2 separate regions of the Homo sapiens genome follow, and region 2 is linked to region 1. The links are chromatin contacts, found by Hi-C or POLR2A ChIA-PET in ENCODE. All regions are on one chromosome and are shown on one strand. The core of a region is the stretch at or near the end of the contact, and the rest is flanking DNA. Distances in the headings are between cores, read along the strand shown. Region 1 holds the start of ZBED6 (zinc finger BED-type containing 6). Region 2 holds the start of DSTYK (dual serine/threonine and tyrosine protein kinase).

What was found. A loop is a pair of places that touch in the nucleus more often than their neighbours do. ChIA-PET counts read pairs that join two places held with the same protein, here RNA polymerase II (POLR2A). Pooled maps may share reads with other maps.
Region 2: a map of naive thymus-derived CD4-positive, alpha-beta T cell shows a loop between it and region 1 (11-fold over the local background). The contact joins the promoter of DSTYK here to the promoter of ZBED6 in region 1. A Hi-C loop is called at or near these places in 1 of 168 maps with a recorded cell type or tissue (naive thymus-derived CD4-positive, alpha-beta T cell) and 6 of 50 pooled maps. POLR2A ChIA-PET finds 5 or more read pairs at or near these places in 1 of 52 experiments (naive thymus-derived CD8-positive, alpha-beta T cell).

Annotation. Positions count from the first base shown.
Region 1 is chr1:203,793,625-203,797,248 of GRCh38, forward strand. It overlaps ZBED6 (zinc finger BED-type containing 6), which reads left to right and starts at 1,999. Exons shown (of 17, transcript NM_001395895.1): 1 at 1,999-3,624. It overlaps ZC3H11A (zinc finger CCCH-type containing 11A), which reads left to right and starts at 1,999. Exons shown (of 18, transcript NM_001376342.1): 1 at 1,999-2,170. RefSeq lists an enhancer at 1,700-2,119.
Region 2 is chr1:205,209,355-205,213,172 of GRCh38, forward strand. DSTYK (dual serine/threonine and tyrosine protein kinase) reads right to left here and starts at 2,348. Exons shown (of 13, transcript NM_015375.3): 1 at 1,917-2,348. The coding sequence starts at 2,181. RefSeq lists silencers at 1,678-1,727, 2,148-2,277.

The DNA.
Region 1 (3,624 bases), core at 749-3,248:
AACCTCCACCTCCCAGGATCAAGCAATTCTCTTGCCTCAGCCTCCAAGTAGCTGGGATTACAGATGCGTGCCACTGTGCTGGGCTAATTTTTGTATTTTTAGTAGAGGCAGGATTTCACCATGTTGGCCAGGCTAGTCTCGAACTCCTGACCTTGTGGTTCGCCCGCCACAACCTCCCAAAGTGCTGGGATTAGAGGTGTGAGCCACCCTGCCCGGCCGGCCTGTCAGTTTAATTGGCAGTTGTTGGTTTTTTTCTTCCACTTAGAGGCTTGTAAAATAAAAGTGTATCTTACAATCAATGATACTTTAGGTTTACTGAAATATAACTATAAACTCTATATAGCACACTAGTCAGGCCAGGACTGCATCTTGGAGAGTCCTAGGTTGGAAAACCCTTAAGCTATGTGGAGAGCCCTCTGGTAAATTTTAAAAACCCTAGGTGTCGTGGCACAGACAGAAATTGGTTACCAGTAAGAGTCACACAGACCAAAAAAATGAAGACCAAAACAAAAGAAAAAGAAAAAGAAAGAAAAAAAGAAATTGGCTACCAGGAACTTGCTTATTAGGTCTGTTGACATGGCAATGCCAGAGCACTGTCACGTAAGGCAGAGATTGGAGCTAAGATTCTAAAGTTGTGGTTCTTACTTTGAAAGGAGATAAAAGCCCAGATATGAGGAGGCTCAGGACCCCTCTGCTCTGATAAATTCCTAGTCTTGGGCTGCCTGGGACTCGCACATCACCAACCCGGCAGCTGGAAGAACAAGCACACGAGGAAATAAAAGGTGCCTGAAGTCCCATCTGCTTTATCATCAAGTGTTTCCTTTCTTAGTAGCACAACTATATCCTTTACCCAAGTTAGGTAAAATGTTGCCACCTAATTAGAGTTCTGCTGAGCCACTACCCCAGGGGGACCTTGGGCTCCTATTATATGTGTAATATATTTAAGTATATTTTCAGTGTAAAAGCCAGAAAGGATATATGGTAAGTTAATGAGAGCTATTTCTCAAGAATGAGATTAATAGAGATTTTAACTTTCTACTCTCTATATTTCTGTATTGTTTCTAAAAAAACTTACGTGTATTAAGTTTTTTACTTTTTTTTTTTTTTTTTTTTTTTGAGATGGAGTCTTACTCTGTCGCCAGGTTGGAGTGCAGTGGTGCGATGTCAGCTCAATGCAACCTCTGCCTCCCAGATTCAAGCGATTCTCCTGCCTCAGCCTCTCGAGTAGTTGGGACTACAGGCGCGTGCCACCACGCCTAGCTAATTTTTGTATTTTTGGTAAAGATGAGGTTTCACCATGTTGACCAGGATGGTCTCGATCTCTTGACCTTGTGATCCGCCTGCCGAGGCCTCCCAAAGTGCTGGAATTACAGTCGTGAGCCACCGCACCGGCCACGTGTATTACTTTTATAACCGGGGGAAAAAGTAAAAACATTCAAAAGGGAAAATAAGGGACAATGTTAATAATGAAGCAGGGATGAGACTGCTGATTGCGACCTCCAACTAACTCTCCTGAATTTTGTCACGAGCATGAATTACTTTTCCAATACACAAATTTGCTTTAAGAAATCAAAGAAACACCCCCCCAAAGCCCAATCTCACTTCTTCAAGTAAAAAATAAACTAACAAATCATTCTACATTGCATGCTTAGGAAAAGTACAGTTTATTTCTAAATTAAATGTATACATGGTTTGGGAGATTTACTCATTAAGCAAACACTTTGGTAAGAATAAATTGAGCGCTTACTGAATGGCAGTCTCAGTTCCTGCGGCCCTCCCGCTTATTACCTCATTTGATTTAAAAACAAAAACAAAACGTTATGAAAGCCGGCTTCGAGGCATTCCTCTGAAGGGAAGGGACTCCCCGACCCAGCGCCTCCCCCGTCACGTGACCCTGTGACCCGGAGCAGCCATCTTAGGCATCGCCTCATAGAGGAACTACATCTTCCAGAATCCTCGCGCCCTGCGTCGTGCTGGCACTTTTACCGGCCGGGCCTTAGAGCGGAGCCTGTAGCCAGGCGCCATCTTTGACGCTGGCAGTCTTGGTTTTCTGCTAGTGCTGCTGCTGCTGGGAGGACGACGGACGGCAGCGGCCAAGCAAGAAGAAAGACGTGGCAGCAAGCGGGAGTCGGGGATAGTGTCATCGGTTCGGTAAAGTTTCTGTTCTCTGGTAACTAGACCCGTTTTTTTGATTCCCGGGTGGCTTGGGGCCGGGGAGGTGGGGGAGAGGGCGAGGGGAGTGGCAGCGGCCTCCCCTCGCCCCTGGGTCGCGGCCTATCCCGGGAAGTCAGAGCGGATCCTTCAGCTTCGCCGTAACGACCCCTCCCCCCCACCTCCCGGTCGCGGCCCTCGCCGGGGCTGGCTGGGAGCCCCAGGCTCCCGCTCACTTTTCCCATCCTCCCCACCCCCACCCCGTTCACCCCACCCCCACGGCGCCTGCTCCTTTCCCAGCCAACCTTCCTCCCCTCCCCCACATCCGGTGTTCGCTAATCTCGAGGAGCCCGGAGCAGCCCCGAAAACCGACTGTTCCCCCGAATCCCGAAGAGAGAACTGACACTAGATTGCTTTCTTCGGGGCAACAGTTTCTCTAGTTGAGCGGACCCTCACTGCCTAAATCAATCAGACTGAGTGCCGGGCGCTGAATTTACCTACTCTCATTCCTCTCCAGGGTCCCGGTACTTTGGAGCTTGTCTCAAACTCCACATACAGAAAGCCACCGACCTTATTCCGGTATCCTACACCCATTCCCCACTCTCATTACACTCCCACCCCTGGCCCTCAGCGTCGGAGTCAAGAGCAACAGGGACACTTCCGTTCTCCTTGTAGGACTGGTGAAACCGTAATGAAGAACACCCCTAAACTCCCATAATCGGTGCGGATTCCTATGGGGAAGGCCTATATTGTTGACATCTTCCAGGCCTTGGTTCTGGACCTTGAGAAAGAGGCTGTGGAACTAGAGATAGCGATGCTTTTTAGGGTAAATGTATGTAGGTATTGGGGGAAGGGGAGGGATCAATCGAAAAATGGAAGTGGTTTAAAGTTCATATTTCACTTTTTGCTATCTCTATAGCGTACAACTTGTGAGTTACTTACAGGCTGTAAAAGCTTCTCAAGTCTAAAAATATCTGAAAACTAAACTTGAATTAACTCTTAATACAAACAGTACTTTGAAAATGCAGCATTTAACCTTGTTTTAAAATTTTTTTCTCAAAGCATTTTTTTCCAGCCACTCACATTTTAAAAGGTTGTATTACTTTTAGTTAGAACTGAAAGGGCTCAACTAGCATTTGCTGTGACCAGTATGCGGAGTCTGTGTTGGCTTTCCAGAATTGACTTTTTGGGTTGTATTGGCAAATCACAGTCCTAAATGATGAATGTTGAATGATGCACTATGTTTTTGTTTAAATGAGATTTCCTGAAAATAGTTAATTTCAGAATTAAGGGAAATTGATGTCGCTATCATGAGGCATCATAAAAATATGTATTTTACAAGGTGAAGGCATTTCAAGTAGATATAGTTCTTGATGAAGCAGGAAGAACATGGATCTGGGATTTGGAAGACCTGGCTTCTAGCTGCTACTAACCAACTCTGTGACTCTGGGAAAGGGGGACTCAGTTCTTACT
Region 2 (3,818 bases), core at 1,098-3,597, 1.4 Mb after region 1:
TGGGGATCGTCTCAGAAAACATTAGCCCTTCCCATCAGCTGTTTTCTGGTAGCCTCACAGATACTGGTTCTCTCTACAAGTCCATTCCAGGACAGTATATTTCTGGACGTAAGATGTCAAAGACTAGTTTCAGAAAAACTAGTCATCCCCAGAAATGGTGATAAAAATAAGATACTAAGATCATGACAGGGTCCTAAATGATACCGTTCCATTTAGTTGGTTTGGATAGGAATTTAAAAAGCCTTATTTTACCTTGTAACATAAAAGGAGGGGGATGACTAGTTTTTCTGAAACTACTAGTTTTTCTGATACTGTCATGATCTTAGTATCTTATTTTTATCACCATTTCTGGATTCCCAGTCGGATGTAGGATATTAAGCGCAAAACTTTGGGAATATAAGACCTAACACGCAAAGTCAGAACAATTCATCCAGTTCTAAGCCTTGTGTTCAAATTTGCTATGAGCATCTAAATTCATGGTTCTGAAAGTATTTTAACGGACCACCTGCATCACCTTCCCCAGTGTCTTTTATTATTACTATTATTATTATTATTATTATTATTGAGACAGAGTCTTGCTCCGTCGCACAGGGTGGAGTGCAGTGGCACAATCTCTGCTCACTGCAACCTCCGCCGCCTGGTTTCAAGCGATTCTCCTGCCTCAGCCTCCCCAGTGGCTGAGATTACAGGCCTCAACCACCACACCTGGCTAGTTTCTTATATTTTTGGTAGAGACGGGGTTTCACCATGTTGGCCAGGCTGGTCCCGAATTCCTGACCTCAAGTGATCCGCCCCGCCTCTGCCTCCCAAAGTGCTGGGATTACAGACGTGAGCCACCGCGCCCGGCCTCTTCAGGGTCTTTTCATGTTAAATTAGATTCTTAGGACCCACTTCACACACCTATTCAATAGGAATTTATGAGCTAGAGCACGAGACATGGCATTTTTAATACGCCCCTGGGGTGAGTTTAATACACACTTTAGTTTGAGAATCACTAAATTAAACCCACAGACTTCTTTGCTGTTTTGTCCCCAAGATATCTATCTACGTGGAATGTCAGTCCCTTCTCCCTTCCAATCTAAAGTTATTTCCTAATTAGACGCAGTAGTTAACAAATCCTCCAGTTCCCCACCAACAGCAGTTTAAAAGGAAGCAAGACGTTAGGAAAGATTAAAGACTGCACGATTTTAAGTGTTTGGGGGCCTCTGGCACATCCTAGAAAGAATCATGCAAGAAAGAACAAGAGTAGCTAGTTCTCCATTGGCTCAGGACCAAAATGATCCCTTCCCTCTCTTCTTCACCTTAAGCATGAGCAACATCTCTGGCAATTCCGTGGCACCCATCAGATATGATTTCCTCTGGCGACCCCCAACCCTATTTAGAGAATGTCCCCTCTTCACAGAGCTGCCTCATGATTGGTGTGAACACATTTCACATACATCATCAAACCCACACACCCGACTACAGTCCCATGGCCTCCTCGGACTCCCGGGACTCGCTGCCGCCTCTGCTCCATCTCTAAACTGGGGCTCTGACCCACAACGGCGCACGCGCCCGCCCCCAACTCAGAGCAACTTTCCCCACTCCTCGGATTAACTGCTACCCTCTCCGAACGCCGGCCCGCCCCAGGTCCGTCAGCGCACACCCCGGTCCCCGGGGTCCCGCTCCGGGAACTCCGGCCCTCGGTTGCCCCTGGCTCCCGGTCCCCCAGCGGGCCCCTTCCTCCCCTCCTCAGAAGGATGCCCTCCCAAGGTATCCCAGATCCGGCCGGCCCATGCCCGGGGACCCGGCCACACGACACGACTGCCCCTTTCCGCCTGCCCGAGAAGACTCGGGCTTGTTTTGCAGGGCAGGGGTGCGGTCCGTCCTCCGATTTGCCTCTCCTGCCCTCTCTCCCTCCGGGCTGCCCTCCTTACCCGCCTGCAGCCCGGTTTCGGCGACATCGCCTGCAGGGCCGCGCTCGGCCCCGCCGCCGCCCGTGAGGGAGGAGAGACAAGTGTGGTTGTGGGAGCACTTGATGTCGCGGAAGAACTTCTGGGTCTCGCGCAGGTTCTGTCGCAGCCGTCCCAGGTAGCGGCGGTAGCGGCCGAAGCCCCGGCACAGCTCGCGGATCATTCCGCCGCCGCCGGGGCCGGGACCCGAGACGGGCTCGCTGCCCCATGGCACCCCGTCGCCCTCCATCGCCTCTGCCCGCTCTGTCTTTGCGGCTCGGTCCCCGGCCGCAGGCCCGGCCTCCCTCCTCCCCGCCCCCCAGTGCCGAAGGGAGGAGGAATCCGCCTCCTGACGCCCCCGCCTGCAGTCAGCCTGGCTCCCAACCTCCGTCACTGCCGTTGCAAACAAACCAAACCGCAGTGCGCCGCTATCGGAACCTTTCTCTCCACTATCCAGAAGCGTGAGGGAAGGATCGCTGGAGGACACCCTCGCCGCGGGGTCTCCTGGGACTTGCAGTCCGGGCTGGGACCAAACGCCAAAACCTCAAGGCTGGAGAAGGGGAGGCTGTGGATGGGACTGATCCCTTTTGGAGAAAACCCTCACTCGTTCTTGTGTTTTCGCGCTCTCTTCATTTTAAAAAGTGTTCCTAATCCCTCTATGAGCGTCCCTGAGGAGAGGGAGGAGCTGCAGGACCTGAGTGCCAGCAGAAGTGGGGGGGCCTTACCGAAATCGTAGCGAAAGATGTTAATAGTAGAGAAAAGGAAGGAAACAAGACTGAAGACAGTCATCTCCATGGCTACCCTAAGTGGCTCTCTAGTGTTTCGGATACAGTAGATACTGGGGAATCGGCTAAAAGTACCCTGGAAATCGGCTGAAAGTACCCTGGAAATAGGGAAATCTCTTATATTTGCATTGCGTTCCCCTTTTCCAACTTTCCTTCTCCAGACTTGGAAAGGAAGGGTGTGAAAGGATCAACAAGAGCTGTAAGCTGAACTTCAGTGGGTTCCTGAAGTAGGGAGACCGGACTGGGTAAGGGGAAGTTGAGGTTTGTAGCCTTCCAAACTATTTCTGATTATCTTAACTTGGTTTCTGCTAATATGGAGGACTTTCATTGACACACACAGTCACAGACTCCTGGACACAATTACAAAGGGGGCAAAACTTGACGTCACCTCTTTTGTGCTTCCTGAATTATCTCTCCCCTCTTCACCAGGCACAGAGCCCATCTGTATCTTTCTTGCTATAGAAAGACACCGTCTTTTACCTAGGCCAGACTTCTTCTCTGATAGGCTACATGATGTAGTTCCTTGACTGAAATTAAGAGGAGATTTGAGTTTGGATCTGGACTCTTCCTATACCTTGCATTGTGATCTCGGGCAAGACCCCGTTTCATCTTCTATAAAGTAAGGGTTTAGAATGGCAGATCTTTAAGCCCTTTTGGTTTTAAATTTTTGTGAGTCCTGCTTCAGAAATTTTACTTCTCCTGACCTCTCATCGCAGAACACCCAGGTGTTCTTAGCCAAATGATGTCGTGATATTTGGATTAATTGTTGTAAGATGTGAAGGCCTTACCTTTCCAGGGGCATTAGCATTTTATAAAAAGGGGTCACTAATTCAAATGAATCTGTATTTGATAAATGTCTGTGAGGGCTGACTGCAAGGAGGGAGCCTCATGCTCCTTCCCATTTACCCACTCCCCCTTCTGCCTTTTACTTGGTCACGTATTTTCCATCAGCCATTCTTCTTTTGCAAGATTATATTCCCCATGCAATCCCCAAAGGTTCAGTAAAATAGAAATGAAAATTAAAAATGGGAATTTTAATACAAAGTAGATACTATTTTTAAAATAGAAGAGCTGTAAGAAAGCAATGTGTAATGATTTGCCA